Regions from separate parts of the Homo sapiens genome. Here region 1 is linked to region 2. Evidence: read pairs that join two places in POLR2A ChIA-PET (ENCODE). Cell type or tissue: MCF 10A. All regions are shown on one strand. Links, peaks and the distances in the headings refer to the core of each region. The heading gives the core; the rest is flanking DNA.

Region 1 (16,540 bases), core at 5,552-13,551, 210 kb after region 2:
TGTACTATTTCAAGCAGCCTGCAAAGTATAATTAATGCTATTAATATAACAAACACCCACTTACCCATCACCTGGCTTTGTCAAATCTTTGTGTCATTTGCCCTCTTTGCTTCAGAGGTTTTTCTTTAAAGAAATAAAACATGGGCCAAGCGTGGTGGCTCACGCCTGTAATCCCAGCACTTTGGGGGACCGAGGCTGGTGGATCACCTGAGCTCAGGAGTTTGAGACCACCTTGGGCAACATGGTGAAACCCCGTCTCTGCTAAAATATAAAAAATTAGCCAGACGTGGAGGTGTGAGCCTGTAGTCCTAGGTACTCAGGAGGCTGAGGCATGAGACTCACTTGAGCCTGAGAGGCAGAGGTTGCAGTGAGCTGAGGACACACCGCCGCACTCCAGCCTGGGCGACAGAGTGAGACTCTGTCTCACAAAAAAAAAAAAAAAAAAAAAAAGGAAAAAAGAAAAGAAAAGAAAGGAAGAAAGTCCAGGCACAGTGGCTCATGCCTGTAATCCCAGCACTTTGGGAGGCCAACGTGGGTGGATCACCTGAGGTCAGGAGTTTGAGACCAGCCTGGCCAACATGGTGAAACTCCATCTCTACTAAAAAAAAAGTACAAAAATTAGCCGGGTGTGGTGGCGCGTGCCTGTAATCCCAACTACTTGGGAGGCTGAGACAGGAGAATCGCTTGAACCCAGGAGGTGGAGGTTGCAGTGAGCTGAGGTCGCACCATTGCACTCCAGCCCAGGTGACAGAGTGAGACTTCACTGAAAGAAAGAAAGAAAGAAAGAGAGAAAGAGAGAAAGAAAGAAAACATGAATAGAGATGAATTAAGTCCCTGCCCACCATGGACCCCTTCCTAATCTTATTTCTCTCCCTCCCATTCTTTTCCCTGCAGAAGTAAACACATTCTGAATTTTGCTCTGTTATTTCCATTCCTCTTCTGTGAGCTGGGAGTAAAATTGCCCAACTTGGTGGTTGTCCGAGCTGAGTGGAAATGCATGTATGAGGTGTAAGGCATTCATAAGTGTATTCCTATGGACATACTTAGTCCATAGAAAGGCATAGCGTTGTTTTGTAGGTGTTTTAAAATATATACACAATTTCATTCTCTAATTATAATTCTGCCACTTAGGTTTTTACTCAATATTTTGTGTTTGAGATTCATTCAGGTGGATGATTATAGCTCTAGCTCACTTAATTTTTGCTATCCTATAACATTTTATTTCAGTGACATATCATACTTGGTTTATCTTTCCTCCCACTGATAGAAATTTACACTGTTTCTAACTGTTTGGTCCACAAACATTGCTTATTTGTTATTTCCTTCTATGTGAGATTTAGTCTGGAAAAAGATCTATTAGTGAAATTACTAATCATGTTTATGTATGTTTTAAAATTTACTGTTGTTACCAAATTGCTCATCTAAGTGATGGTGACCAATTCCAGTCCCAGGAGTGGCAAATGAGAGGCCCTGTTGCTCCACAATTGCTGTAGACCTCAGTTCAAATGGAATGCTTTTTAATATTTGCCCTGCAGACAGATGCTACGTGGCATTCTGTTAAATTTGCATTTGCAGGGTTACTAGTGGGTTAATCATGTTTACTGTGTTTCTTAGCCAGTCTAGTTTCATTTTTGCACAATGTTCTAGTGGAGTGTTTGTTTTCCTGATTAATTTATAGCCATTATATATTATGGATAACTTCACTGCCAGTTTTTTGTATTGCAAATATGTACTCGCAGTTTGCAGCTTGTTTTCTCTTTCTTCTTGACTCAATTTTGGTAATTTTAATATTTCTAAACAATGATCCATGTCATCTACCTTTATAAAATTGTTGCTGCTAGGCCAGGCATGGTGGCTCACACCTGTAACCCCAGCACTTTGGGAGGCCGAGGCGGGCGGATCACGAGGTCAGGAGATTGAGACCATCTTGGCTAACACAGTGAAACCCCGTCTTTACTAAAAACACAAAAAAATTAGCCAGGCGTGGTGGCGGGCGCCTGCAGTCCTAGCTACTTGAGAGGCTGAGGCAGGAGAATGGAGTGAACCTGGGAGGCGGAGCTTGCAGTGAGCTGAGATAGCACCACTGCACTCCAGCCTGGGCAACAGAGCAAGACTCCATCTCAAAAAAAAAAAAAATTGTTGCTGCTAATGTTAATCATAGTATTCTCTCGTTCTCCCATGAGTTTTTGATTACACATTTCTTTTATCTTTTTTTTTTTTTTTTTTTTTGGTGTGATCACAGCTCACTGCAGCCTCGACTTCCTGGACTCAAGTGATCCTCCCACCTCAGCCTCCTGAGTAGTTGAGACTACATGTGTGGGCCACCATATCTGGCTAATTTTTTTTTTTTTTCAGAGATGGGGTTTCGCCATGTTGCCGAGGCTGGTGAGGAACTCCTCCTGGGCTCAAGAGATCCAGCTGCCTCGACCTCCCAAAGTGCTGGGACTACAGACATGCACCACCACACCTGGCCTTTTATCCTCTTTTTAGCAAATGCATTTAGGGTTTGTATTTACCTGTAAGAACAGGTTTACCTGAATTTCGCATAGTTTGATAGGTCATCCTTGCATTGTTCTCAGTTCTTAAAATTTCAAAATTTCCATTTTGAAATGTTTCCTCCTTATCTTTGGATTTTTAGCATCTTTAAAAATCTCTACACAGGTTTTTTGACTGATGTTTTATTGTTGAGTTCATACTTATCCTACTGCCATTGGAGGATCTGGCCTGTATGACTCCAATTCTTAGGAATATGTTAAGCTTTCTTTTGTCTCTTTCCCTGAGCCCACTGCCCCTGGCCAGCTCTCTGCCAGGGCAGCTGGACACTATGGGGTGCTTGGATCCCCCCACACCAGCCTAGAAGCTCCTCTGGACAGAGGTGGATCCAAGCGCTTGCCTCCCCAGCATCTGAGCCCACGTCGGCCTGGACAAGACTTCAGGCCTGCCTTCTCAGTCTGCCAGTGAAAAGAGCCATCCTTGGGACACACAGCTCTAAGTGTCTGGACCCCAAATCTTTCTCCTCCTCTGCAAAGGGACCTTCTTTGAGATTCTGGGGACTGAACTTGACCAGAACATTTGGGGTCACTCACAAGCATGCTTGGCTGCTGAGCTCTGTTCCCCCAAGGTTTACTGCCCCCATCCCCATGGCCTCAGACCCCAGCCCTCACCACCTCCCACACAGCAGGCTCAGCCCATCTCCACACACCAGGCCCTGGGCATAGGCTCCCCAGCCCGCTGGACACCACCCAACTCAGGTGCGGAGCTTCCTCCTGCCTCCCCGGCCCCAGGGAGTGCCGCTTCCTGACTCCAGAGTGCTGTTCGTTCCTGTGCTGTTCATACCATGACGATCATCCGTAAGAGCAACTCTGCAACAGGTGCTCCCGTGTCCCCCCTCCTCTACTGCTCAAAACACACCCAGGGACAGAGGAAGACTCCAGGCTGCAACATCGAGACCTAAGGGCCAGTCCAGAAGTCACCAGGCCGTTGACTCCAAGGCCCGCTTCACATCTGGTCTCACTCCCTTCTCTGTGAAGCACGGACCGGGAGGGACACCTCCTAGGACCTGCTGCAGGTGACAGAACAGCACAGGGACAACACCTGGGCACTCAGCTGTCAGCAGAGACTGGAGGTGCTTGGACCTAGGTTTCCTGACCGCGAGCTGCAGGCCTTTCCAGAACATCTCCCACATGCTCTCTTGCCCCAAGCACTGTGACATATACCCTGTGTCCTCAAATCAGACATTCACTCAGCAGGCACAGGGACTGGCATGCTGCAGGCAGGGCTGTTCTCTCCCAGAATCACGTTCTAGGCTTACAAACAAAAACCGGGACTTCCGATTCCAGCAATATGGCAGGTCTACTTAATTGGAAACATTTTCCACCACAGAGCACATAGAAATGCTGGATTAGGCTGGGCGCGGTGGCTCACGCCTGTAATCCCAGCACTTTGGGAGGCCAAGGCCGGCGGATCACCTGAGGTCAGGAGTTTGAGACCAGCCTGACCAACTGTCTCTACTAAAAATACAAAATTAGCCAGGCATGGTGGCGCATGCCTGTAATCCCAGTTACTCTGGAGGCTGAGGCAGGAGAATGGCTTGAACCCGGAAGGCCGAGGTTGCTATAAGCCGAGGTCACACCATTGCACTCCAGCCTGGGCAACAAGAGCGAAACTCTGTCAAAAAAAAAAAAAAAAAAAAGGAAAGAAATGCTGGATTAAATTCACAAACATGCTTTCAAATGCACTCCTGGAAGCGCAAGGCCATAAGGAACACCGTCCAAGAGGCCAGAAACAAAGAGCAACAAAAAACAAGTGAGCCAAACATAGGAGTGAGCACTGGGGCTGCCCTGGGCCCCGCAGGCCAGGTGGGACCAGCCCCTCTGTCCAGGGGCCAGGCCCAGCAAAGCAGGATGTGCTCAGGAGTGCACAGTGCAGGGAGCTCAGCCTCGGCAATCACCTCTGTGCCAAACACAGAGAAATGCTTCACAAAATATTAAAAGGACAAAATCAGAAAATCATGGCCAGCCTCAAAAGTTAGGAAAATGTCTCTGAGATCAGCAAAGAAGCAGGACTGGAATCTAGTGAGCTGGGCTAACATCTCAGCCTTACTGGAGGCCCAGGCAGAAGGTGGCACTTTGATTCCTGCAGGGTTTGGGGTATGAAAGGTGAGACTGCAGCCAGGCTCACTGTGGGAGAAAGAGTGGAGGGAAGGGTGATCCACTGAAGGATACACAAACTGATCTGCAAACTTGTTTGCTGAGTGACATTTGGCTGACCACACCCACAGTGGGCCTGCCGGATCAGCGCTCCTGGGAAAGACACTGGCCTCCAGAAACAGTCATGTGAGCCTCGCTGACCCGTGCATTTCAGGGTGTCACTCACAGCTCTAGCAGATGTCCGACTCTAGCCCTCAAGCTTCAGGATTGAAGATGCCCCAACCTCTTCCCTGGCATGATCCTGAGCTAGAAACATAACATCAAAAACATGCTACAAGTGCAGCGAAACATGGCAGAGCCTGATGTGCAGTCCTCTTGTCCACTAAGGTCATGACGTAGGGTGCCAGGCTCTCCCCTAATGTGATCAGAGTCGGGGGTCTTAGCATGGTGTATGGCCAGATGACTGAGCTCTGGTCCAGCCTTCCAGGGAGATCAGCCTTCAGGGAACCAGTCTTGGAGAAGTTAATGCTTCCCTTTTTTTTTTTTTTTTTGAGCTGGGGTCTCGCTCTATCACCCAGGCTGGAGTGCGGCGGTGCGATCTCCGCTCACTGCAAACTCTGCCTCCCAGGTTCATGCCATTCTCCTGCCTCAGCCTCCTGAGTAGCTGGGACTACAGGCGCCCGCCACAACGCCCGGCTAATTTTTTTTTTTTGTATTTTTAGTAGAGATGGGGTTTTATGGTGTTAGCCAGGATGGTCTCGATCTTCTGACCTCGTGATCCGCCCGCCTCGGCCTCCTGAAGTGCTGGGATTACAGGCGTGAGCCACTGTGCCCGGCCAATGCTTCCCTTTTACCAAGAAATAAGCAGTGGGACACAGTGGCTCATGCCTGCAATCCCAGCATTTTGGGAGGCCAGAGTGGGAGGATCGCTTCAGCCCAGGCATTTGAGACCAGCCTGGGTGACATAGCAACACCCCGTGTCTACTAAAAATAATTTAAAAAAAGACCGGGCCTGTAATCTCACACCACTGCACTCCAGCCTGGGTGACAGAGTGAGACCCTGTCTCCTTAAAAAAAAAAAAAAAAGAAAGAGAGAAAAGAAAAGCCTGGGTACAGCTACAACAAAAAAATAAAACTTCAGGCCAATTACTCTCTGATGAACACTGATGCAAAAATCCTCAATAAAATACTGGCAAACCAAATCCAGCGGCACAGCAAAAAGCTTACCCAGCTGGGTGTGGTGGCTCATGCCTATAATCTGAGGACTTTGGGAGGCTGAGGCAGGTGGATCACCTGAAGTCAGGAGTTCGAGACCAACCTGGCCAACATGGTGAAACCTGTCTCTACTAAAAATACAAAAATTAGCTGGGAGTGGTGGCACATGCCTGTAATCACTGCTACTTGCTACTCGGGAGGCTGAGGCAGGAGAATCACTTGAGCCTGGCAGGCAGAATTTGTTTGCAGTGAGCCGAGATGGCGCCATTGCACTCCAGCCTGGGTGACAGAATAAGACTCCGTTCAAAAAAAAAAGCTTATCAGTGATAGACTGGATTAAGAAAATGTGGCACATATACACCATGGAATACTATGCAGCCATAAAAAAGGATGAGTTCAGGTCCTTTGCAGGGACCTGGATGAAGCTAGAAACCATCATTCTAAGCAAACTATCTCAAGGACAGAAAACCAAACACCGCATGTTCTCACTCATAGGTGGGAAGTGAACAATGAGAACACTGGGACACAGGGCGGGGGACATCACACACCAGGGCCTGTTGGGGCCTGGGGGGCTGGGGGACGGATAGCATTAGGAGAAATACCTAATGTAAATGATGAGTTGATGGGTGCAGCAAACCAACATGGCACATGTATACATATGTAACAAACCTGCACATTGTGCACATGTATCCCAGAAATTAAAGTATAATAACAAAACAAAACAAACAAGCAAAAAAAAGCTTATCCACCATGATCAAATCGGCTTCATCCCCAGGATGTAAGGCTGGTTCAACATATGCAAATCAATAAATGTAATTCAGCACGTAAACAGAACTAAAGACAAAACCCACATGATTATCTCAATAGACACAGAAAAGGCCTTTGATAAAATTCAACATCCCTTCATGTTAAAAATTCTCAATAAACTAGGTATTGAAAGAACATACCTCAAAATAATGAGAGCCATTTATGGCAAACCCACAGCCAATAGCATACTGAATGGGCAAAAGCTGGAAGCATTCCCCTTGAAACCAGCACAAGACAAGGCTGCCCTCTCTCACCAGTCCTATTCAACATGGTATTGGAAGTTCTGGCCAGGGCAATCAAGCAAGAGAAAGAAATAAATGGTATTCAAATAGGAAAGAGAGGAAGTCAAACTGTCTCTGTTTGCAGGTGACATGATCCTATCTCTAGAAAACCCCATCCTCTCAGCCCCAAAGCTTCTTAAGCTTATAAGCAACTTCAGCAAAGTCTCAGGATACAAAATCAATGTGCAAAAGTCACAAGCATTCCTATACACCAGTAAGAGACCAACAGAGAGCCAAATCATGAATGAACTCCCAGGCTGTGCCATGAACTACAAGGCTACAGTAACCAAAACAGCATGGTACCGGTACAAAAACAGACACATACACCAATGGAACAGAATAGAGAACTCAGAAATAAGATCACATATCTACAACCATCTGATCTTTGACATACCTGACAAAAACAAGCAACAGGGAATGGATTCCCTATTTAATAAATGGTGCTGGGAGAACTGGCTAGCTATATGTAGGAGATTGAAACTGGACCCCTTCTTTACACCTTATACAAAAATTAACTCAAGATGGATTAAAGACTTAAATGTAAAAGCCAAAACTATAAAAACCCTAGAAGAAAATCTAGGCAGTACCATTCAGGACATAGGCACAGGCAAAAATTTCACGATGAAAACGTCAAAAGCAATTACAACAAAAGCAAAAATTGACAAATGGGGTCTAATTAAACTAAACAGCTTCTGCACAGCAAAAGAAACTATCATCAGAGTGAACAGACATCCTACAGAATGGGAGAAATTTTTTGCAATCTATCCATCTGGCAAAGGTCTAATATCCAGAATCTACAAGGAACTTAAACAAATTTACAAGAAAAAAAACAACCCCATTAGAAAGTGGGCAAACAACATAAACAGACACTTCTCAAAAGAAGACATTCATTTGGCCAGCATGAAAAAAGGCTCAACATCACTGATCATTAGAGAAATGCAAATCAAAACCACAATGAGATACCATCTCATGCCAGTCAGAATGGCGACTATTAACAGGAGAGAAGTGGGTGGAAGAAAGGGCTACCTTCTCTGCTGTCAAGCCTGGCCGACATAGTGAAACCCCAGGCTGCCCTTCTTACTCCCCTCTCACCCCTTCTCACACATTCTCTGTCTGTCCTCTCACCTGGCAGAGCACTGCCTCGGGGGCTCCCGTGTGGCAACAGCGGGGGACAAAGGTGGGGAGCTCCTGGCGGCGCAGTGATCCAGACCTGGAGAGGCCAGGCCCATTTTCTCTCTCCTTAACTCCTGCCACTCCAAGTGAATGTATGTCCTAGGCACTCATTATAGCTTGGTAACTATGGATGCTGTAATGAGAGCATAGATTAGTTTGGAAAGATTTTTTTCCGTCGTTTTCATCTGTATCTTAAATCCTTCCTTTAGGAGTAATTTGATGTTCAGCAGTGTCTTTCCTGTTCCTTGTTCATCTTTTTATTGGCGGGGGGCGGAGGCGGGGCACTTGGGATGCAGGGAGTTGAATTATTCACACTTCTCAGTTCAGGGGCACAGACTACTACCATCAATGTGACGAGAACCCTCTCTTATTTTTTTCTCCATTTAATTTAAATTATTATGAATTGGCAAGGCACGGTGGCTCACTCCTGTAATCCCAGCATTTTGGGAGGCCGAGGCGGGCAGATCATGAGGTAAAGAGATCGAGACCATCCTGGCTAACATGGTGAAACCCCGTCTCTACTAAAAAAATACAAAAATTGGCCGGATGCAGTGGCTCACGCCTGTAATCCCAGCACTCTGAGAGGCCAAGGCAGGTGGATCACGTGAGGTCAGGAGTTCAAGACTAGCCTGGCCAACATGGTGAAACCCCGTCTCTACTAAAAATAAACACACACACACATACAAATTAGCTGGGCGTGTTGGCGGGTGCTTGTAATCCCATGAACTTAGGAGGCTGAGGCAGGAGAATCACTTGAACCTAGGATGCAGAGGTTGCAGTGAGCCAAGATTGCACCATTGCACTCCAGCCTGGGCAACAAGAGCAAAACTCCGTCTCAAAAAAAAAAAAAAAATTAGCTGGATGTGGTGGTGCATGCCTGTAGTCCCAGCTACTCGGGAGGCTGAGGCAGGAGAATTGCTTGAATCTGGGAGGCGGAGGTTGCAGTGAGCCGAGATAGCGCCATTGCACTCCAGACTGGCCACAGAGCGAGACTCCGTCTCAAACAACAACAACAACAACAAATTATTATGAATTATTTTATTTTAAATTATTTTATGTATTACTTTCCCTTTTATCCTGAATACCCATCCCTATTCCCTCAGCTCAAGGGTAGCTGCTGTCATGTATTTAAAATATATTCTCTTTAGATGCATAGAAAAGGTTTGTAGATTTACAAAAATAAATTTGGTGAGGTACACGGGGACTCAGTACACTAGGGGACTGATTTACTCTAGTTGTATTTTTCAATTTCTGACATTACAAATTTGTGCTCTGAAGACATTGCTTGCTGTCTGTATTTTTTGCTAGCTGGAGAGCACCTCCCTACATAGGAGGGAAGGGAAGGTCAGCTTTATTTTTCGGCAAGTAGTAGGTGAGAGAGTGAGTCATAAAGGTCCTAGGGGAAGAACATTCCAGGAAGAGGGATAGCCAGCGTGAGAAACCTGGTGTCGCAATTGCCTGCCATGTCCAGTTTGGCTACAAGGGAGTAAGCCAGGGGCCTGGGCCTGAGACGCAGACAAGTGCTTGTAAGAGATCACGCAAGGAACTGTAGGCATTGCAAGGCCTTTAGACTTTGCCTCCAGTGAGAAGTATGTGTCAGGACTTGATTTGTTTTAATTGCTGAATAATATTCCATTGTTTGGACATACCGCATTTTGTTTATCCATTCATCACTTGATGGACATTTGGGCTGTTTCCACCTTTTGGCTATTATGACTAATACTGTTATGAGCATTTGTGTACCGGGTTTTGCATGGACATATTTTCATTTTTCTTGGATATACCCAGAGTAGGATTGCTGGCCATATGGTATCTGTGTTTAGCATTTTGAGGAAGTGCCAATGTCTTATCCAGGAGTGATCTGCAGAGGCAGAGTGGTTCTGAACTGAGTTTGTGGTGGGCTACGAACCGCAGAAGGGCTGGCCAGCAGCCAGGAGGCAGCAGGGATCGGGGACAAGTTCAAGACCAGCAGAGGCTGCCAGGATAAACCCATGGGGAAAACAAGACAAAACAAGTCTGTGAGCCAGGACACCAGGAAGAAAACCTGCTCCAGAACCTTTCGGAACACTGCGGGGAAGGCTGGGTTATGCTTCTCTTTCTTTTCCACCTTCAGCTCTCTGTTCCCACTAGAAACAGGCTCGCTGTGGCTATCAGTGCATCCTCAGGGTGCAGAGAAGAGAGGTGGGTGTGTGGATCTTGGGAATGTGCTGGGAGAGCGGGGAACAGGCAGAGAACACCCTGGGGAGGCCCATCCTCCTCCCCAGGGCACTCTCGACCCAGGGGAGGCTTCCCTGGGGAGCACCGAGGAGTTTCTTCCCAGAGGCGCCAGAGCACTCCTCTCCCAAGTGCGACGTGGGGGAAGCGTGTGCCTCCTGCCACCTCCTCCTGGCTCTCTTCTGCTTTACTCCTCTTTCCCAACCCAGAGCCCAGCCCAGTTCTTTTGCAGGTGGGGGCTAGTGCAAACTGGGGCTGTCTGTCAGGCACCATCACATTCAGTTTCCACCAAAGCCTTACTTTTCTTGCAATAGTTTGAGTTGAGTTTTAAATGCAGCTCTCGGTCCATGCGTAAGACAGTGGCCGCATATGCGCTGCACATGTGACGAGTGTGTTACATAAAATATGGGTGTGGCAGTGCATGCTTTCAGCAGGGTCTCACGTGTGTGTCAGTTGGGGGGCGGGGCTTGTCTAGAAATGGGGATAATTCTGGGAGCTATAGGGGAGTGGATTCCCTGTGCCCCAACCAAGAGAGCCCAGTTCCTCCCAGGGCCAGGCTGTGGGTGCTTGCAGGGACCCTCCCTCCTGGCTAGGCCTGCCTGGGTGAGGCCAGCCTTGGTGCAGTCAGCCATAGCCTCTCCTGGCTGCCAGCCAGTGCAGGCTGAGGGTGATTGTGTCTGGGAGTGTCCTCTTGGCTCCTCTGAGATCCTGACTAGACCTGTCCTCAGCAGAGAAGGCAGCCCTTTCTTCCACCCACTTTAGCACTGGAAGAATGCTCCCAGCACTTCCCTAGTCTTCACGATGGAACACAAGATGAGATGGGTTTCCAGGCAGAGAGAGGTATTGTCTCATACACTCTCATCCCCACCAGGGCCTAAACTTCCACTGTTAGAGACTTATACGTGAAGGTTTGAGGGGCTTGAGGTCACACTGGAGTGGGGTGGAAAGCTCTGGAGCAGAGTGGTCTCAGTTGTTCATGGATAGCCACTTCCTTGCTATGTGGCTCTAGGCAAGTCACTTAAACTCTCTCAATTTGTACATGAGGTGATAAGAGTGACCATCTTGCATAATTTATTGTTGTGAGTATTAAATGAAAAAATAGGTAAAGCAGCTAGCAAGATGTCTAGCACAGGTGGGTGCTTGATGGCCAGGTATTCCCTTCTCACTGGAGTGCCAAGCCCCTGGGAAAGGTGACCTCAGCCTCCAGGCAGACTCTGGAGGAGAAATGGGAAAAGTTAAGAAATGGTAATCTGGGCCGGGCACAGTGGCTCACGCCTGTAATCCCAGCACTTTGGGAGGCCGAGGTGGGTGGATCACGAGGTCAGGAGATCGAGACCATCCTGGCTAACATGGTGAAACCCCATCTCTACTAAAAATACAAAAAATTAGCTGGGCGTGGTGGTGGGCGCCTGTAGTCCCAGCTACTCGGGAGGCTGAGGCAGGAGGATGGCGTGAACCCGGGAGGCGGAGCTTGCAGTGAGCCGAGATCGCGCCACTGCACTCCAGCCTGAGAGACAGAGCGAGACTCCATCTCAAAAAAAAAAAAAAAAAAAAAAAGAAATGGCAATCTGTCTTTTTCTTTGTTTGTTCACTCATTTATTCACGCTTCCAATGGAGTAACATTGCCGAGCGCCTGCAAGTGCCAGACCCAGCAGGAGGCATGGAGACCCAGAAGGTCACAGGGTCTCAGTGGGATCAGACTCAGTAGGGGTCCATCTGAAACGCAAGCACAGTAGCAACTCAAAGCATTTGCAAGCAATGTGGACTTCACTGAAGTGTTGGTGAGGAAGCAGAACAGTAGGTTATACCACACAGAAAAAGCAAGATGTGTCCATGTCCCTGCTAATCAACTCCAAGCTCTCTCTGGCACCTGCCTGGCTGTGGCTGCCGGCACCCCTCTGCTTCCTCTGGCTTCCATTTCCTGGGCTCACTGCCCACATCCTACCCCTTATTAAGGGGTTTCATAGAGACTTAATTAACATACCACACAATTCACCTTTTAAAACATTGTGTACGTCGATGGTTTCTAATCTATTCAGGCTTATACAACCATCACCATAATCCAATTTTAGAATATTTTAATCTCCTCCCAAAAACCTTCATGCTCATTAGGAATCACCCCAAACTTCCCCTTTTCCCCAGCCCTAGGAAATCACCAATCCACTTTCTGTCTTCATGGATTTGCCCAATTCTGGACATTTCATATAAGTGGAATAATTCAATATGTGGTCTTTTAAAAATTTTAAATTAAGGTAAAAAAATTCTTAACATAAAGTTTATCATCTGAACTATTTTTAGGTGTGCAGTTCAGTAGTGGTAACTGTATCCACACTGTTGTAGAACATCTCCAGAACATTTTCATCTTGCAAAATTGAAACTCTGTACCCATTGAACAACTCCCCTTTCTCCTCCCCGTGTCCCTTGGTTATCATCATTCTTTTTGTCTCTATGAATTTGGTGACTGTAGGGACTTCATATGAATGAAATCATACTGTATTTGTCATTTCATGATTGGCTTGTTTCAAGTAGCCTACTGTCCTCAAGGTTTACCCATGCTGTAGTGTGTGACATCCTTCTTTTTAAAAACTGAATAATATGACTGGGCACAGTGGCGCTCACGTCTGTAATCCCAGCACTTTGGGAGGCCTAGGTAGGTGATCCACCTACCTAGTTCAGGAGTTCCAGACCAGCCTGGCCAACATGGTGAAACTCCATCTCTACTAAAAATGCAAAAATTAGCTGGGCGTGGTGGCATGTGCCTGTAATCCCAACTACTCGGGAGGCTGAGGCAGGAGAATTGCTTGAACCCGGGAGGCGGAGGTTGCAGTAAGCTGAGATGGCACCACTGCACTCCAGGCCTGGGCGACAGAGCGAGACTCCATCTTAAAAAAACAAAAAACAAAACAACAACAACAACAAAACTGAATAACACACACACACACACACACACACTCTCTCCATCTGTCTCTCTCTCTCTGTCTACTTTATCCATTTATCTGTTGAAAAACACTGAGTTGCCTCCACCCCCTGGGTATTGTGAATAGCATTGCAATGAACGTGGGTGTGTAGATATCGCTTTGAGATCTTGTTTTCAGTTCTTTTGGATGTATACCCAGAAGTGAGTTTGCTGGATCATATGGTAATTCTACTTTTACTTTTTTGAGGAACCCTCCATGCTATTTCCCATAGTGGCTACACAATTTTGATAGTAACTATCCTAATGGGTGTGAAATGGTATCTCATTGTGATTTTGATTTGTATTTCTGTAAGTGATGTTGAGCATCTTTTCATATGCTTATATGTCATTTGCATATATTTTTAGAGAAATGTCTATTCCAGTCCTTTGTCCATTTTTCTTCTTGAGACAGAGTCTTGCTCTGTCGCCCAGACTAGAGTACAGTGGTACAATCTTGGCTCACTGCAACCTCTGCCTCCCGGGTTCAAGCAATTTTCCTGCCTCAGCCTCCCAAGTTGCTGGGACTACAGGCACCTGCCACCACGCCCAGCTAATTTTTGTATTTTTAGTAGAGATGGGGTTTCACCATGTTGGCCAAGCTGGTCTTGAACTCCTGAGCCCAGGTGATCCGACCCCCTCAGCCTCCCAAAGTGCTAGGATTACAGGCGTGAGCCACCGCACCTGGCCTCCTTTGTCCATTTTTGAGCTGGCTTGACCTTTTTTTTTATTGTTGAAATGTAGGAGTTTTAAAAATATATATTCTGGATAATAACCCCTTATCAGATATATGATTTGCAAATATTTTCTCCTATTCTATGAGTTACCTTTTTATCCTATTGATAGTGTACTTTGATACATAAAAGTTGTTTTTTTTTTTTTTTTTTTTTGAGACGGAGTCTTGCTCTCTCTCTGTCACCCAGGCTGGAGTGCAGTGGCGCAATCTCGGCTCACTGCAAGCTCCGCCTCCCGGAGGTTCACGCCATTCTCCTGCCTCAGCCTCCCGAGCAGCTGGGACTACAGGTGCCCGCCACCATGCCCAGCTAATTTTTTGTATTGTTAGTAGAGACGGGGTTTCACTGTGTTAGCCAGGATGGTCTTGATCTCTTGACCTCATGATCCACCCACCTCGGCCTCCCAAAGTGCTGGGATTACAGGCGTGAACCACCGTGCCCAGCCATAAAAGTTTTTAATTTTGATAAAGTTCAATTGATTTATTATCTGTTTCTTTTGTTGCCTGGGCTTTTGGTATCATATCTAAGAAATCATTGCCAAATCCAATGTCATAAAGATTTTTCCCTATATTTTCTTCTAGGAGTTTTATAGTTCTAAGGTAAATACTTTTTTTTTTTTTTTTTGAGAGAGAGTCTCTCTCTGTTGCCCAGGCTGGAATGCAATGGCACGATCTTGGCTCACTGCAATCTCTGCCTCCCGGGTTCAAGTGATTCTTCTGCCTCAGCTTCCTGAGTAGCTGGAACTACAGGCTTGTGCCACCATGCCCAGCTAATTTTTGTATCTTTAGTAGAGATGGGGTATTACCATATTGACCAGGCTGGTCTTGAACTCCTGACCTCAGGTAATCTGCCCACCTTGGCCTCCCAAAGTGCTGTGATTACAGGCGTGAGCCACTGCACCCAGCCTTAAAGTAAATACTTTGCATTTAGGTATTTAATCCATTTTGGGTTATTTTTGTATCTAGTGTAAGGAGAGGGCCTGATTTCATTATTTTGCATGTGAACGTCCATGAGGCCATAGGTGAAGACTGAGAGAGAAAAGGCAGTGCAGCAGGCAGGGGGACCATGTGCACTTCAGCCACTTTTTCATGTAACTTGCTTGTGTCTTCAGAGCCTGCTCAGGCCCAGTCATGTATAGACCACTTCCACTTGATAATGGAGTGTTGCTATGCCTGCTCAACTGTATGGCTTGTTGGATCACATAACACCCAGTTCATAACGGGCATCTCAGCTCACATGGTGACTGGTTTACCCATGATTAAGTGTTTAGTGTCTGCTAAGGCCCGGTAGCAGGCCAAGAGCTGTCTCTCAAAAAGATCCACAGAGGATGGCAGGATTTTGCTTTAAAATTCTAAGAGCTTGCACTTTGGGTCACCTATGGGGGCTCCAAATAGCATCCCTGTCTGCCACTGCCACCTTGAGCACCACTAGATCTGCTGGGTCACATGGCTCAAGTGGCAAAGCAGCCTGCACAGCAGCTTGGACCTGTTGCAGCGCCTTCTCCTGTTCTGGGCCCCACTCAGAACTAGCCGCTTTTCAGGTCACTCAATAAATGGGCTGTAGTAACACACCCAAATGAGGAATATGTTGCCTCCAAAATCCAAGTAGGCCCGCTAGTAATTGTGTCTTTTTCTAGTTTGTAAGAGGGGCCACATGCAATCATGTATTCTTTCTTCACCTTAGAAAGGATATTTCATATCTCCAGATAGTTTTAAAAAAGAGAAAAAGGATATTTTCAACATTTTCTGGACCCCCAGAAATTTCACTGAGGTAGAAGATCCCTGAATTTCAGTTAGAGTTCTCTCTCAGCCTCTGACACACAAATATCTCACCAGTAAGTTAAGAGTAGTTGCTATTTCTCACTTATGGTCCAGTCAGCACTAGGTCATCAGTGTCATGATAGACCAGTGTGCTATCTTGCAGGAGGGAAAAGAAATTGAGATCCCTGCAATCTAATTTATAACATAGGGTTGTAGAGTTGACATACTTCTGAGGTAGGACAGTGGAGGGGTAGTGCTGGCCTTGCCAGCTGAAAGCAAACTGCTTCTGGTGAACCTTACAGAAAGACATGGAGAAAAAGGCATTTGTCAGATCAATAGCTGCTTACTGTGTTAATTTGCTGAAGCAGTGAAACCACAGCTGGTACAACAATTGCAATAGGAGTCACCACTTGGTTAAGCTTACAAGAAGCCACTGTCATTGTCTGAGATCTATCTCTCTTTAGCACAGGCCAGATAGGAGGGTTGAATGGGGATGTGGTGGGAATCACCACTCCTGTATCTTTTAAGTCCTTGATGCTGGTGCTAATCTCCGAATCTCTGCAGTCTCTCTAGAATGCAGCAATGCTTTTGGTTTTCTTAGGCAAAGGCAGCTTCAGTGGCTTTCATTTGGATTTGCCTATCAGAAGAGTCCTCAGGGAACCAACATGGTACTCTGCTAGCTACTAAGTACAGCCACGTATCACATAACATTTCGCTCAATGGTGGATAGCATATATGATGGTGGTCCCATAAG
Region 2 (16,540 bases), core at 3,544-11,543:
GATCATGGGGGCGGATTTCCCCCTTGCTGTTCTCGTGATAGTGAATGAGTTCTCATGAGATCTGATCGTTTAAAAGTATGCAGCACTTCCCCCTTTGCTCACTCTCTCTCCTGCTGCCATGTGGTGAAGGTACTTGCTTCCCCTTCACCTTCCGCTGTGATCTAAGTTTCCTGAGGCCTCCCTGTCATGCGTCCTGTGAAGCCTGTGGAACTGTGAGCCAATTAAACCTCTTTCCTTCATAAATTACCCAGTCTCAGGTATTTTTTTATAGGACTGTGAGAATGGACTAATACACTCTGTCTCCGACCTGGAGGCAGTGGCCAGAACCCAGCTTGCAAGCAGGAGCCAAGGGCCTTCTGCTAACCTTGTACACAGCTACAAGTCCCTAGGAACACTCATGATTTTTATTTCATTTATGTTTAAAAACTTCTATTATGGAAAGTTTCAAAAGTACACAAAAGGAGAGAAAATAGTATAAGGAACGTTGTATATTCATTGTCCAGCTTCAACAGTTCTCAACATGTGGCCACTTTTGTTTCATCATCTAATTCCCCTCCCGACTGGATGGTTTTTAGGGCAAATCTAAGATACAATATAATTTCATCTGTAAACACCAGAGCATATGTTTCTGAAACGTAAGGATCCCATCTCTCTTTCTTTAAAAAACATAACCACGATACACATCTAAAACAAACTGCAATCCACCAAAAGTTGTCAAATTGCCATACCTTCTCCCCTAGGGTCTTAAAATATGTTTTTATTGGCAGGTGCGGTGGCTCACGCCTGCAATCCCAGCACTTTGGGAGGCTGAGGCAGGCAGATCATAAGGTCAGGAGATCAAGACCAGCCTGGCCAGCATGGTGAAATCCTGTCTCTACTAAAAATACAGAAAATTAGGCGGGCATGGTGGCACACACCTGTAGTCCTAGCTACTCAGGAGGCTGAGGCAGGAGAACTGCTTGAACCCAGCAGGCGGAGGTTGCAGTGAGCTGAGATCGCTCCACTGCACTCCAACCTGGGCGATGGAGCAAGATTCTGTCTCAAAACACCCCCCGCCCAAAAAACAAAACAAAACAAAACAAAAGATGTTTTATTGTGAAATGACTGTAGAGTCACAGGGCATACCACTATAGTACAGACGGCACTGTGCACCCTCCATCCAGTTTCCGTCAATGGTCTAGCTTTCATAAGTCCAGTATGATCTCATAGCCAAGAACCTGACTTTAGTACAATGTGTGTGTATAGGCGTATGGCACTGTATCACCAGTGCAGATCTGCACAGCCACCAGAGCAACCTGTATGTAGGCTTTTGAGGTTGGCTTTTTCACTCAGCCAAATGTCCTGCACTCTATCCCAGCTGCTATGTGTATTAATACTCCATTCCTTTTTACTGTTGAGTCATATTCCATGTCATTCCATGGAATTCCATGGCATTCCATGCCACTGTTGGTTTAACCATTCACCTGTTTAAGGATATGTGGATTGTTTCCAACTATTCCTATTATGAATACAGCTGCTATGATAATTCACCAGCAGGGGTTTGTGTGAACATAAGTTTTCATTTCTCTGAGATAAATGCCCAGGAGTGTAATTACTGGGTCAGATGGTAGTTGACTACTTAGCTTTTAAGAAACTGCCAAACTATTTTCCAGAGTGGTTGTGCTATTTTACGTTCCTATTACTCTCAATGTCTCAGAGATCACTTTCTCTGAATCTTCAGCAGCATTTGGTATTGTCACTATTTTATATTTTAGGTATTCTGATAGGTGTATAGTGATATCTCATCATGGTGTCAATTTTCATTTCCTGAAAGGCTGACGATGTTGAACATCTTTTCATGTGCTTACTTGCCATATATCCTCTTTGGTGATATATCTCTTTATGTCTTTTGCCTATTTTTTTTAAGATGAGGTCTTGCTTTGTTGCCTAGGCTGGAGTGCAGGGGCATGATCATGGCTCACTGCAGCCTCAAACTCCTGAGCTCAAGGGATCCTCTCACCTCAACCTCCTGAGTAGCTGGTATTACAGGCTCACACCACCACACTTGCCTAATTTTCTGGAAAAACTTTCGTAGAGATGGTGTCTCGCTATGTTGCCCAGGCTAGTCATGAGCTCCTGGCCTCAAGTGATCCTCCTGCCTCAGCCTCCCAAAGTGCTGAGATTACAAGTGTAAACCATCATGCCTTGCCCTCTTTTGCCTATTTAATAATTGGTGTTTTAATGTTGAACTTTGAAAGTTCTTTTTTTTTTTTTTTTTTTTTGAGACAGGGTTTCACCATGTTGCCCAGGCTGGTCTTGAACTCCTGGGCTCAAGTGATCCTCCCACCTCAGTTCCCAAGTAGCTGGGATCACAGGCTTGTGCTACCACAGCTGGCTCAGAGAGTTCTTTATATATTTGAGTTATTTGTCAGATAAGAGGTTTGCGAGTATTTTCTCTCAGTCTGTAGCTTATCTTTTCATTGCCTTAAAAAGGGTTTTCATAGTGCCAAAGTTTAAAATTGTTATAATGTTCAATTTCTCAAATTTTCCTTTTATGAGTCATGCTTTTGGTGTCATGTCTAAGAACTCTTTGCCAAACCCTAGTTCTCAAGGATTTTCTCTTAATGTTTTCTTCTAAAAGTTTTACATGGAAATCTACAATTCATTTTGTGTGTGGGGTTTTTGTTTTTTTTTTTTTTGTATAATGTGTGAAGCTTAAGTCAAGGTTCATTTTCATCACCTATGGATGGTCTAATGGTATTATTTCTGGCATCATTTGTGAAAAGAATATCATTTCTCCACCGAATTGCTTTTGTACCTTTGTAAAAAATCAAAAGTTTTGATGAGCAAAGTAAGACATGACTACCTATTTTACAGAAATAAAAATGATTATGAGAATACCATGAACTGTTGTACAATAGCAAATTAAATAAACTAGATGAAATGGAAAATTTCTAGAAACACATAATCTACCAAAACTGACTCAAGAAGAAATAGGAAATCAGAATAGATCTATAATTGGTAGGGAAATTGAAGAGTAATAAAAAAAACTTCCAATAAAGAAAAGCCCAGGGCCAGATGGCTTCTACCATCTGGTAGTGAATTCTACCAAATATTTAAAGTATAATCAACACCAATTCTTCTCAAATTCTTCCAAAAATATTGAAGAGGAAGGAATACTTCCCAACTCATTCTATAACATCACTATTGCTTTGATAATAAACCCAGACAAAGAAACTACAAGAAGACTACAGACTAATATCCCTTATGAATATAGATGCAAAAATCCTCAACAAAATACTAGGAAATGGAATTCAGCAGCATATTGAAAGGATTATATATCAGGACCAAATGGAATTTATTTCTGGAATACAAGGAGGGGTCAACATAGGAGAGCAAATCAATATAATACACTAAATTAACAGAATGAAGGAAAAATACATGATTATCTCAATCTATGCAGAAAAAGCATTGACCAAGTTTTTACGATAAAACATTCAATAAACTAGAAATAGAAGGAAAAGTCCTCAATGTGATAAAGGCCACATATGAAAATCTCACAGCCAACATCATACTCAGCGATGGAAGACGGAAAGCTGTATCACTAAGATGAGGAACGAGACAAGGATGCCTGCTTTCTCCACTTCTATTCAACATAGTACTGTAAGTCCTGGTGAGACCAGTCAAGAAAAAGAAATAAAGAAGCTCTTTAGTTTAATTAGATCCCATTTGTCAATTTTGGCTTTTGTTGCCATTGCTTTTGGTGTTTTAGTCATGAAGTCCTTGCCCATGCCTATGTCCTGAATGGTAATGCCTAGGTTTTCTTCTAGGGTTTTTATGGTTTTAAGTCTAACATTTAAGTCTTTAATCCATCTTGAATTAATTTTTGTATAAGGTGTAAGGAAGGGATCCAGTTTCAGCTTTCTACATATGGCTAGCCAGTTTTCCCAGCACCATTTATTAAATGGGGAATCCTTTCCCCATTTCTTGTTTTTGTCAGGTTTGTCAAAGATCAGATAGTTGTAGATATGGGGCATTATTTCTGAGGGCTCTGTTCTGTTCCATTGGTCTATATCTCTGTTTTGGTACCAATACCATGCTGTTTTGGTTACTGTAGCCTTGTAGTATAGTTTGAAGTCAGGTAGCATGATGCCTCCTGCTTTGTTCTTTTGGCTTAGGATTCTGCACAGCAAAAGAAACTACCATCAGAGTGAACAGGCAACCTACAGAATGGGAGAACATTTTTGCAACCTACTTATCTGACAAAGGGCTAATATCCAGAATCTACAATGAACTCAAACAAATTTACAAGAAAAAAAACAACCCCATCAAAAAGTGGGCAGAGGATATGAACAGACACTTCTCAAACGAAGACATTTATGCAGCCAAAAGACACATGAAAAAATGCTCATCATCACTGGCCATCAGAGAAATGCAAATCAAAACAATGAGATACCATCTCACACCAGTTAGAATGGCGATCATTAAAAAGTCAGGAAACAACAGGTGCTGGAGAGGATGTGGAGAAATAGGAACACTTTTACACTGTTGGTGGGACTGTAAACTAGTTTAACCATTGTGGAAGTCAGTGTGGCGATTCCTCAGGGATCTAGAACTAGAAATACCATTTGACCCAGCCATCCCATTACTGGGTATATACTCAAAGGATTATAAAACATGCTGCTATAAAGACACATGCACAGGTAAGTTTATTGCAGCACTATTCACAATAGCAAAGACTTGGAACCAACCCAAATGTCCAACAACGACAGACTGGATTAAGAAAATGTGGCACATATACACCATGAAATACTATGCATCCATAAAAAAGGATGAGTTCATGTCCTTTGTAAAGGGACATGGATGAAGCTGGAAACCATCATTCTCAGCAAACTATCGCAAGGACAAAAAACCGAACACCGCATATTCTCACTCATAGGTGGGAATTGAACAATGAGAACACATGGACACAGGAAGGGGAACATCACACACTGGGGCCTGTTGTGGGGTGGGGGGAGGGGGGAGGGATAGCATTAGGAGATATACCTAATGTTAAATGAAGAGTTAATGGGTGCAGCACACCAACATGGCACATGTATACATATGTAACAAACCTGCACATTGTGCACATGTACCCTAAAACTTAAAGTATAATAAATAAAATAAAATAAAGAAAAAGAATAAAGGACATCCACATTGAAAAGGAAAAATAAAATTATCTGTTTGCAGATGACATCTTCTTACATGTAGCATACCTTAAAGAATCCACAATAAAATTATTAAAGCTACTAAAATTCAGCAAGGCTACAGAATATAAATTAACACACAAAAATCAGTTTTATTTCTGTATATTTGCAATGAGTAATCTGAAAAGGAAACTTTTGAAAATTTCATTACAATAGCATTAAAAAGAATAAAATACTGGCCAGGCATGGTGGCTCACGCCTGTAATCCCAGCACTTTGGGAGGCCGAGGCGGGCGGATCACGAGGTCAGGAAATCGAGACCATCCTGGCTAACACAGTGAAACCCCGTCTTTACTAAAAATACAAAAAAATTAGCCGGCCGTGGTGGCAGGCGCCTGTAGTCCCAGCTATTCAGGAGGCTGAGGCAGGAGAATGGCATGAACCCGGGAGGCGGAGCTTGCAGTGAGCCGAGATCGCGCCACTGCACTCCAGCCTGGGCGACAGAGCGAGACTCCATCTCAAAAAAACAAAAACAAAAACAAAAACCAAAGAATAAAATACTTAGGAATAAACTTAACCAAGGAGGCCAAAGATGTGTAGAATAAAAGCTACAAAACATTGCTGGAAAAAAAAAAAAGCAAAGAAAGACGTCCCATGTTCATAAATTGAAAGTCTTAATATATTTAAGATGACAATACCACCTAAAGCAATCTGTGTATTCAATGCATTCCTATAAAAATCCAATGACTTTTTTTTTTTGAGACAGAGTTTCACTCTTGTTGCCCAGGCTGCAGTGCAATGGCACGATCTCAGCTCACGGCAACCTCCGCCTCCCGGGTTCAAGCGATTCTCATGCCTCAGCCTCCCAGGTAGCTGGGATTACAGGCATGTGACACCACACCGAGATAATCTTGTATTTTTAGTATAGACAGGGTTTCTCCATGTTGGTCAGGCTGGTCTCGAACTCCCAACCTCAGGTGATCCACCCACCTCAGCCTCCCAAAATGCTGAGATTACAGGCATGAGCCACTGCGCCCAGCCCCAGTGGCATTTTTTTACACACATAGAAAAATTCATCATTAAAATTCACATGGAATCTCAAGGGGTCCTGACTAGCCAAAATTATTTTGAAAAAAACAAAGTTGGAGGACCCGCATTTCCTGATTTCAAAACTTACTACAAAGTCACAATAATCAAATAATGTGGAAATGGCATAAGGATAGATATATAGACCAATAGAACTGAATAGAGGATCCAGAAATAAACCCTCCCATATGTGGTCAATTGATTTTCGACAAAGGTGCTAACACTGTGAGGGAAAAGACAGTCTTTACAGCGAACAGTGTTGGGAAGCTGGATATCCAAATGCAAAATAATGAAGTTAAACCCTTACCTAACACACATAAAAATTAACTCAAAATGGACAAAGTCCTAAATATAAAAGTTAAAACTATAATACTCTTAGAAGAAAACAGGGGAAAGCTTTACAGCAGTGAATCTGTAAATAATTTCTTGGATATAAGACCAAAAGCACAGGCAACAGGAAAAAAATAGGTAAATTGAACTGTATCAAAATTTAAATCTTTTGTGCATTAAAGGACAGTATCAAGAGAGAAAAGGCAACCCATAGAATGGAAGAAAATATCTGCAAATCATATATCTGATAAGGGAATAACATCCAGAATACATTTTTGAAAAACTCCCACAACTCAAAAAACAAAACAAACAAAAAACTCAAAAACTAGCCCAACTCAAAAATAGGCAAAGGATTTGAATAGACATTTCTTCAAAGAAGACATACGAATGGTCAATAGCATATAAATAAGGACATACGACATCACTAATCATTAGGGAAATGCAAATAAAAATCACAGCGGTATGCCAGTTCATCCTTAGTATGGTCATTACAAAAACAACAAGAATAACAAAATATGAAAATAACAATGGCATGTGGATTATACCACAATTGTTTAAACAACTGGTTGGCTGTACTTGTTTGGCACTATTTCTGGATTTTCTATTCTGTCCCATTGATCAATGTGTTCATCCACCTCTCATACCAAATAGTCTTGTTTTCTGTGGGTATAAAATAATTCTTGAAATTTGGTAGAGTGGTTCATCTTACTTAATTCCTCTTTTCAGAAATGTTTTAGCTATTCTTTTTTGTTTCCTCCCCTGGCCTCCTGTTTTAGCTATTCCTGTTCCTTTGCCTTTCCATATAAATTTTAGAATAATCTTGTCTATAGCTAGAAAAAAATCCTGCTGAGATTTTGATAGGAATTACATTAAACCTATGTATCAACTCGGAGACAACTGAAATCTTTACTCTGTTGAGCCCTCCCATCCATGAACACAGAATCTCTCTCCATATTTAGATCCTCTTTGATTTCTTTCAGTTCTCTGCTATTTTAAACAAGTCCCAGACATCACATAATTTGATCCGTGAATAGCATAGTATATGTCTTAAAAGGCAAGGCATCTCTTTCCCTTGCTCTCCCTCTCTGTCTTGCTGCTACACTTTCTTTTCTGGGGTATTTTAAAAGCAATGGTCTCTCGAGGGGAATAAAACAGATTTCTTGTAGGAGTCACTACTTTTCTTGGCTTTTCAGTAGTCCCAGCTGGGGTCTCAGCAGTTCACAAAATGATTGTTCATCTAGCAAATTTGCAGCCTGGGAGAAAAGAAAAGCGAGTTTCAACATGAGTCTCCCAGTACTTTTACTCATCATTTTACATTCCAGCTCCCAGCACAGGGTGTGGGATTGAGGAGGTGTTTCCTGAGGGTTTCACAACTGCATGAACGGAAGGTTGAGCAGGCATTCGTGGGAGAGGGAGTGAAGGTGAAGGTGGGGGAAGGACTCCGGGACTGAAGCCAGGAGATCCAGGCTCTGTGCAAACAGCCAGTGGGAGAGCCAGTCACTTGTCTGCTTAGACTGGGCTCAAACTCTCTTACAAAGCTACTGTGGGTCTCACACAGCTAATTCATAGGAAAGCGTTAAAGGATGGGACCATGTGCCCCACGGTGTATGCAGGTGAATAAATGAACAAAAACAACATGGCCCAGCAACACAAAGGCCAGTCTTGATTTTGGATTTTAAATTTTTTATAGGAAGACAAGTCAGCAGTCTCTGATTCATTCTGAAATTCCAACAGTGTTTAGACAGCACAGCAGCTAAGAGCTCTAGATTCTAGATAAATGCTCAGTGAGGGTGCCTTTGCCTCTGGTGAACAGCAGCCAAACAATTTTCTGCTTCCCCTTACAAGGGAAGGCAGGTAGCTCTGCCCACCCAGGGAGAGAGGTGGAGGAATGTCCTCCTTATGCATCTCTTTCCCATGCTGACCTACTGCCCTGCAAGTCAGTGGTTCTCAAAGTGTGGTCCCCAGACCAGCAGCAGCACTTAGGGAACTTGGTAGAGATGCAAATCCTTGAGACCCGTCCCCAGACCCACTGAATCAGAAACTCTGGGGTGGGGCCCCCAGGTTGTGTCTGCATAGCCCTCTGGATGACTCTGGTGCATGCTCAAATTTGAGATCCACTGCTGTCCATCAAAAGCCATTAACAAAGTGAGTACTGACTTACTGAGCTCTGCTCCAGCAAATGCAGGCAATGCAGTCTTTGACATGGCCTTGGGGCCCTTTGAGAAACTTCTCTAAAGAGTCTGGCATACAGTCTTGGAGTAGAAACAGGAATCTGGGCATGGGGGGCACTGGGCAGGGTGCAGGCGGCCTGGCTGTTCATCCAGCACCAAACAGCCAGGTGCTTCCAGTTCACGTCTGCGCATTGGTTCACTGCTTTCTGAATTCACTCAAATGTATTTATCCAGAGCCCATTGGGTATGCGCCACAGACACACGCAGGGTTCTGAGGATGCAATGTGAAGGTGATGGGGGTCTGGCAGGAAATAAGGGAGTTAAACAAATAATGTTGCGTGATGATGCTGGGAAACCACAGGCACAGGAGGCCCAACCAGGCCTGGGAGATCCTGGTGGGGCACGTTGGGAGGTGTCAGGGTAGCAAGGGGGGTGAAGAGTGTTCCAGGCAACAGGGACAGCATCTAGTCCCAGAAGCAAGAGGGTGGGGTTGCTGCTGGTCATGGAAGAACTGCAGAGTGGCTGGAGTAGAGTGAGAAGCAAGAAGGAGGGTGAGAGGTGAGGCTCCCGGGGAGCCCTGGCATGCATGTGGTCCCTGCCCGGGCAAAACGGCAGGTGCAGGCTCCCCAGTGGCTCTGCGCTGCGGGACTGGGATACGTGTCCGGGTGTGGCCCTACAGGGGCCTCTCACTTCATCCTTGCGACATGAACAAGGAAGGCGAAATGATGTGTCCATTCTACAGATGAGGAAGCTGGGGCCCAGAGAGGTGAAGTTTCTTCACACGCTCACAAGGGGCCAAAGCTTGCCGGCCAGCCAGGTCACTGGGCTCTCTGCACTGGACTGAGTTTGTTTCTATTTTTAGTAGAGATGGGGTTTTGCCATGTTCGCTAGGCTGGTCTTGAACTCCTGACCTCAGGTGATCCGCCCTTGGCTTCCCAAAGTGCTGGGATTCCAAGCGTGAGCCACTTGCACCCAGACTAGCTTTTGTTTTTTAAAAAGATTATTTTTGATAGACTTTTAAAGAACAGTTTTAGATGTACAGAACAACCGGTCAACCAGCACAGAGTTCCCAGGCACCCACACCAGGGCTCCCCGACCATAAGGTCTCACACTAGCATGGCACATTTGTCATGCGAACGGAGTAACACTGACTCTGATAGTCACTGATGTCCAGATTTTGTTCAGATTTCCTCAGGTTCTCCCAAATGGCCTTTTTCTGTTTCAGGATCCAATACTACATTTAGTCATCTCAGCTCCAGATTTTTAATTTTTAGGTTGTACAAACGGCTCACTGAAAACCTCAGATTTGGAGAGCTTTGTTCCTTTGGCAACAGAAACCCTGAGCCATCTACAGTCCCAAGTGGGAATGCGCTCTGCTGCAGAGACCTGCGTCTGGGCCCTCCTGGGAGAAACTGAACTTCTCTCAGGCTCCTTCGTCTCCCAGTTCTCTTCCTGGTGGGGGGAAAATAACTTTTTCTGAGAACATACAACCCTCCTTCTGCTGTGTGTGTGACTCCAGCCTACCTGTGAGGCAGGTATCATTAGGTGCGCCGCACAGATCTAGGCCCCGCAGCTCACACACAGGTGAGACATGCTGAGGTCCCTCAGGCAACCCGCAGCCAGGGCAGGGGAAAACTGCTCCCCGTCTCTCAGTGCCCATCGCTCTCCACACCTCTCCTGCCCTGGGTCTCTAGCCGTTCTGCCTACACAAGGAGGACCCCCTTGCTGCCCCTACTCTCCCTCCAAGGACCCCTGGCTATTTGGTGCTGTCGTGCCATCTCACTGAAGGTAAGAGGAGCCTTTAGCCAAGAAAAGCAGTGACTCCTACAAGAAATCTGTTTCAATCCCCACCTCAGGGAGACCACTGCTTTTAAAATGCCAGAGAAGAAAGTGTGGCACAGAGAGAAAGAGACCTTATGTTTTAAGACATATACTATGCTATTTACAGATCAAATTACATGATGTCTGGGACTTGCTTTAAAATAATGGAGCACTGAAAGAAATCAAAGAGGATCTAAATATGGAGAGACATTCTGTGTTCATGGATTGGAGGGCTCAACTGGATAAAGATTTCAGTTGCTTCCAAATGGATGCATAGGTTTAATGCAATTCCTATCAAAATTCCAGCAGGACTTTTTCTAACCTGGGAAATCAGTCAAAGGTCAGGTCTTCATGTACAAACAAGACTTTGTGGTCACAATTACTTTAAAAAGTAATTACATAAAACATGGCTGTGTCATGATTTAGCAGTAAGTGAAGCATGGTTTCTGACACATGGTAGTGTTATGTTAGGCAAATGTGAAATGCCAGGGATGTGAACAGCTGTTCCTCTAAGTTTAGGTTGCTGCAAAATTCAGGTAATCATTTTCATTTTTCACTGAACAGAACCAGCCTGTAACTCAACATTTTAGATCACAGACTTTTGGAGTACAAACCCAAGGAATGCAATATCGTTACCAAATTACAAGTTTTGGCAAATCAATACAACACTGTATATAATATAATGAAGTTATGTCACATATTCCTTTAATGAAAATTTTCATTATTTTCACCCTAATGCTCTGCAATAAAATAAATCATGTCATGATTAACAATTTTCATTACAAAAATTATTTAAATACCAAATAAAACACCATCATTGTTCATGGTAGATTATAGCTGAGCTAGTTATTTAAAACAAATTAGGCCGGGTGTGGTGGCTCACGCCTGTAATCTCAGCACTTTGGGAGGCAGAGGCGGGTGGGTCACTTGATCTCAGGAGTTTGAGACCAGTCTGGCCAACATGGTGAAATCCCGTATCTACTAAAAATACAAAAATTAGCCGGGTGTGGCGGCATGCGCCTGTAATCCCAGCTGCTTGGAAGGCTGAGGTGGGAGAATTGCTTTAATCTAGGAGGTGGAGGTTGCAGTGAGCCAAGATCGCACCACTGCACTCCAGTCTGGGCAACAGAGCAAGACTCCGTCTCAAAATCAATCAATCAATCAATCAATCAAACAAACAAATTAGACTTCTAAAATGGTACAATTTCCCCCTTCTGCTGTGCAAGCCACTTAAGGGAAATGGATCAGGACAATCATGCATGAGAAACTCTAACGTTTGAGCTTACAGGGGTTGGGCATGTGGATATTAGTTTTAGGTTGAAGTAACCATCCAAGCATCATCAGGCCTTCAGCACACCATTCGGCCTTTTATGCTGGCTGGTCTCGATATCCAGTGCACACTCTAGCTGACCACTTTGTTGGTAGACCTGTACTTCTCTTCAGTTTGGATTAAAATTCATGCAGACTTTCTTCAGCATATTATTTTAAAGAAATGCCTAATAGATAATTACACCTTTTAAGTACAAATACAAATAAATCTATTGCCAGGCTGGTGAGAGCTGGGCACCTTAGGTTGAATCTGCTCCTGACAACCAGGCCTCTATCCACACTGCGGCGTGCCCTGTGCTTCCTCCTCTGAAGCTGGCAGTTCTTTGGTCTCGGCACGTAATATCTGAAGATGTCACAGTTGTCATTAGTCCTAGGTAACTGCCGAGGTGAATCTTTTCACAGTGATTAGGGTTTCTTGAACCAGAATAGTTTTTCCTGGATCTTGAAGGTGTGGTTTTTACATAAATCTCTCATTTTGTACGTGTAAAGAAAATATTGGTAGACTTCCTTTCCACTGTGCTCTCCACAGTCAACTGCTGAATGTCCTGGCACATAGCCAGGCGCGGTGGCTCACGCCTCTAATCCCAGCATTTTGGGAGGCCAAGGTGGGCGGATCACCTGAGGTCAGGAGTTCAAGACCAGCCTGGCGAACATGGCAGAACCCCATTTCTACTAAAAATACAAAAACTGGCTGGGGTTGCTGGCATGTGCCTGTAATCCCGGCTGCTCAGGAGGCTGAGGCATGAGAATCACTGGGACCCAGGAGGCGGAGGTTGCAGTGAGCCAAGTTTACACCACTGCACTTCAGCCTGGGCAGAAGAGCAAGGCTCTGTATCACACCCCTCCCCCACCCCCCAACACACACACACACAAAAGTCCTGGCAAAAATGCCTTGGTTCTTGCTCTAGAAATATGGGATTTCACAGTGAAAGGCATCCCCACTCTGAGGCCTGTGGCTTTGCAACTTCAGTATCTTTTGTCTGACACAGCCAGGCTTGCGTTCACTTTTGGGTATTTGCACATTTCTGCACTGTAGTCATTGTAAAGGCTTCTTATGGGTGGTCAAAGGAAGCTCTAGGCAAAGAAGTGACACCTGCCCCGTGCCACTCTAAGTGCCTCCTAGGCCCCTCTGCTGAGATGCCTGATATGCATCTCAAGGTTCTCCTTGGAGGGGAAAACTGCTCCCTGTCTCTCAATGCCCAACCCTCTCCACACCTCTCCTGCCCTGGGTCTCTAGCTGTTCTGCCTACACGAGGAGGACCCCCTTGCTGCCCCTACCCTCCCTCCAAGGAGAACTCCTGACCACCCACCCAAAACTGCTCAGCCACAGGCGTCCTGATCTCAGTAGCAGACAACTGCATTCTTTCAGTAGCTCAGAACAAAAATCTTGGCAAGGATAATTTTGGTTATCCTGACGCCTGTCTTTCTTTCAGTTCACATCCATATTTATCATCAAGTCCATCAGCTAGCCCTACCTTTACTTTATTATCCAGAATCCAACCATTTTTCATCTGTCCACCACGTACCTCCAGTGCAGGTCCCATCTCTGCCCCTCCGCCGCCCCCACACTTCACGGAGTGACACAAGAACCTCCAGCTGGTCTTCCCTCTGCACAATACCCTGAGCGGTCCTTGGTAAACTACAATAAATCACATCATTCCTCTGCCTGAGAGCTGCTTCAGAGTGACAGTCAAAACTCCTTACCACAGCATCCAAAGCTTGCTGCCCATCTGGCCTCATTTCCTCTCTCTACCCCACCCCCATCAGCTCCGATGGGCTCTTGACCAATCTCAGTTAACCAGTTTTGAGAGAAGCTACCAGGAACGACCAATGGGGGGATTAATAGCATGAAATGCTGTCCAAAGTGGCTGATATGGAAGCACATGCTTGAGGTCCTGATATTCACGGGAGCTTAAGTCCTAAATATTGCTGGAAACATGCAGACTTCCCAGAAATTGCATTTTTTTTCTCTTCTGCTACCATCCTTTTTCCTACCAACCCTGACACTGTCTATTCAAATGAATGCATACTTTAAGACAGATAAAACAAATTTGCTAAAGGCTACTTTTATCCCTTTGTCAAATATTTCCCATAAAATTCCTAGGCATGGGCTTGAACACTGGTGAAACTTCGGATAATCTAAGGGTGGGTGAAGGGGCTAAGGTTGGGATAAATGAGGCTGAAAAGGTCAGGTGTGCTAAAATGCCTGGACTATTTTGTTTTACTATCAAGAAAATGTAATCTAAACCTTTTGGATTCAGGTTCAACAAACATTTTTGTTTACTCCTCTGTTGTGGAACTGTGTTATTTGACTTCACTTCACATAAGAGAAATTCTGCAGTGTGGAAAGGCTTTACCAGCTCAGAGAGAAAATGGCAGCAGAATTCAGACACAACCCTAAGTCCTGTGGCTTCAAACCTGTGTAGTTTCCAACACACACACCTCTGCTCTAATAATTGCCTACCTCTTTTTTTCTAAAGACATTAACTTGAAAATACCATCCATTCTGGATCTGCTTTAAACACATAAACACGAGTTTGATTTCTAAAGTGGAAATGCCTCTGCAACGCTAAGATGTAGAACTCTGTCAGGATGTGGCTTTAGCTTCCCTCCATTATGTCCCAAGTGCACAACAAAGTAACCCCAGCCACAACAGAGACACTTGCTCTGCCTCACCCACAGCATCAAAGCTTGCTGCCCACCTAACTTCGTTTCTTCTCTCTACCCCACCCCCTCAGCTCTGGTGGGCTCCTGACCAATCTAAGTTAACCAGTTTTGAGGGAAGCTACCAGGAACCACCAATGTGGACATTAGTAGCATGCAATGCTGTCCAAAGTGGCTGATACAGAAGCACATGCTTGCTCTTCGACAGAGGCCATTAGCGTCATCCAAAACCTAATTTCACGTCAGAGAATGTAAAAAAATATCCCTCTCAATCACTCAATGAATAAAATATTTATTTTCTCTTAAGGGTTTCTAATAATAGTGGAATGGCTACTATCAGACAAACTCTGTGCAGATAATTATACCTACTGGGAAAAAAGCACAACAAAACGGCTATCTGATGGCACTGGAGAATGACCTAAAGCAGGCAGAAACCACAGGAATACCCCTGGCTGAGTTTCCTGCCCTTACAGCTTTCTGCTTGCAGGCAGGCACCAAGGGGTGGCTAAAACACAGAGAGAAACCTGCAGTCACAGTGTCACTGATTGAACAGTTAGAACAAAGATTTTAAGGTGATCTTAGAAGCATCAATAAGGAGGACAATCTCAGAACAAAGAGCTGCAGAGGCGAGCTACAGAGCTCTGTGTGGAGCTCTGCCCAAATCTCTGGCTGACCCCTGAATTCTGAAGGTATGGGGAATACTCCAAGCAGCCTAGTAGAGGCTACAAAACCTGAACGTAGAATGTGAAGTTTTAATTCAACCACATTAACTTCCTGCTAAAAGGTCGGAAAAAACAAAACAAAACAAAACAAAAACCTCTTCAGAGAAACAACAGAATCCAAAGACTGTAAACTATTCAATAGCCAACATACAATCGAAATTTACTAGACATATGAAGAAAAGGAAAATGTGATTGGTTCCCAAGAGAAAAGTCAGTGTAAACCAGCACTTAGGCGATGCAGGTGTCTGAAGCAACAGATAAACTATTATAATAATGCTCAAAAATATACAGAAGCACATACTTCTAAAGCATGAAGAAATAGGAAATGGCAAAGAAATGGACATTATAACAAAGAATCAAATAGAAATTCCAGAACTGGAGAATACAGTATCAAAATAAAAATATTTACTGAATAGGCTGAACTGAAGATTGGAAATACTGAAAGAAATAGCAGCTTGAAGACAGACGAATAGAAATGATCCAATTTGAAAAAGAGAAAAAAATGTTGGAAAATAATGAACAGCAACTTAGTGACTTGGGAAAATACTATGGTCTAACATACATGAGGAGAGAGTGAATGAAGCAGAAACAATTCTGAAGACATAATGACCAACAGTTTCACAAATCTGGTGAAAGAATAAATGTACAGATTCAAGGAGATCACTGAATCCCAAGCAGAATACAGAGAAACATAACAAGACAGACCTTTGTTGAATGACAGTTGACTGTAATGAAAGACAGAGATACTGTAACAACATCTTTGAATTGCTGAAAGAAAAAAACTGTCAACTCAGAATTCTACAACAACAAAAATATTTTGCAATAATAAAAGTGAAATAAATACATCTTCAGAAAAATGAAAGAAGGAGGTGCGTGTCCCTGGTGGTGACCCACAGGACACCACCACAATGTCTGCTGTCCAAAAAAAGAAAAATGAAAGCTAAGAGAATCATTGACCAGCAAATGATTACTACAAGAAACATTAAGTGAAGTTGCTCAGGCAAAAGTGAGAATGATGACAAATGGAAATTCTGATCTTCAAGATAAAATGATAAGCACCAGAAGTGTTAAACTGTGGGTATGTACAACACACTATTTTAAAATTAATTTCTTTAAAAATACATAGCAATTTAAAGCAAAAATCATAACATTATATTGTGGGGCTTATAGTACATGTAGATGAGCATATAAATGACAGCTCTATCCATAAAACAGGAAAGGGATAAATGAAATTATACATATGCAAGATTCTT

Evidence for each region. Peaks named below come from ENCODE experiments on the same cell type or tissue, not always from the same donor. Only the 100,000 strongest peaks of a DNase experiment are listed, where the experiment ranks them.
Region 1: POLR2A ChIA-PET joins it to region 2 with 15 read pairs; 2 of 35 experiments call an interaction of 5 or more read pairs at or near these places.

What each region holds. Positions count from the first base shown.
Region 1 is chr2:130,802,173-130,818,712 of GRCh38, reverse strand. No RefSeq gene overlaps it. Among named protein-coding and RNA genes, the nearest start is that of ARHGEF4, 26 kb to the left of the region's middle. RefSeq lists an enhancer at 3,878-4,377. In MCF 10A, for the core only: no CTCF peak of the experiment used is centred there; DNase peaks (open chromatin) are centred at 9,612 and 10,822.
Region 2 is chr2:131,008,796-131,025,335 of GRCh38, reverse strand. The region is part of intron 4 of ARHGEF4 (Rho guanine nucleotide exchange factor 4); the gene reads right to left. Among named protein-coding and RNA genes, the nearest start is that of SMIM39, 18 kb to the left of the region's middle. In MCF 10A, for the core only: no CTCF peak of the experiment used is centred there; a DNase peak (open chromatin) is centred at 7,955.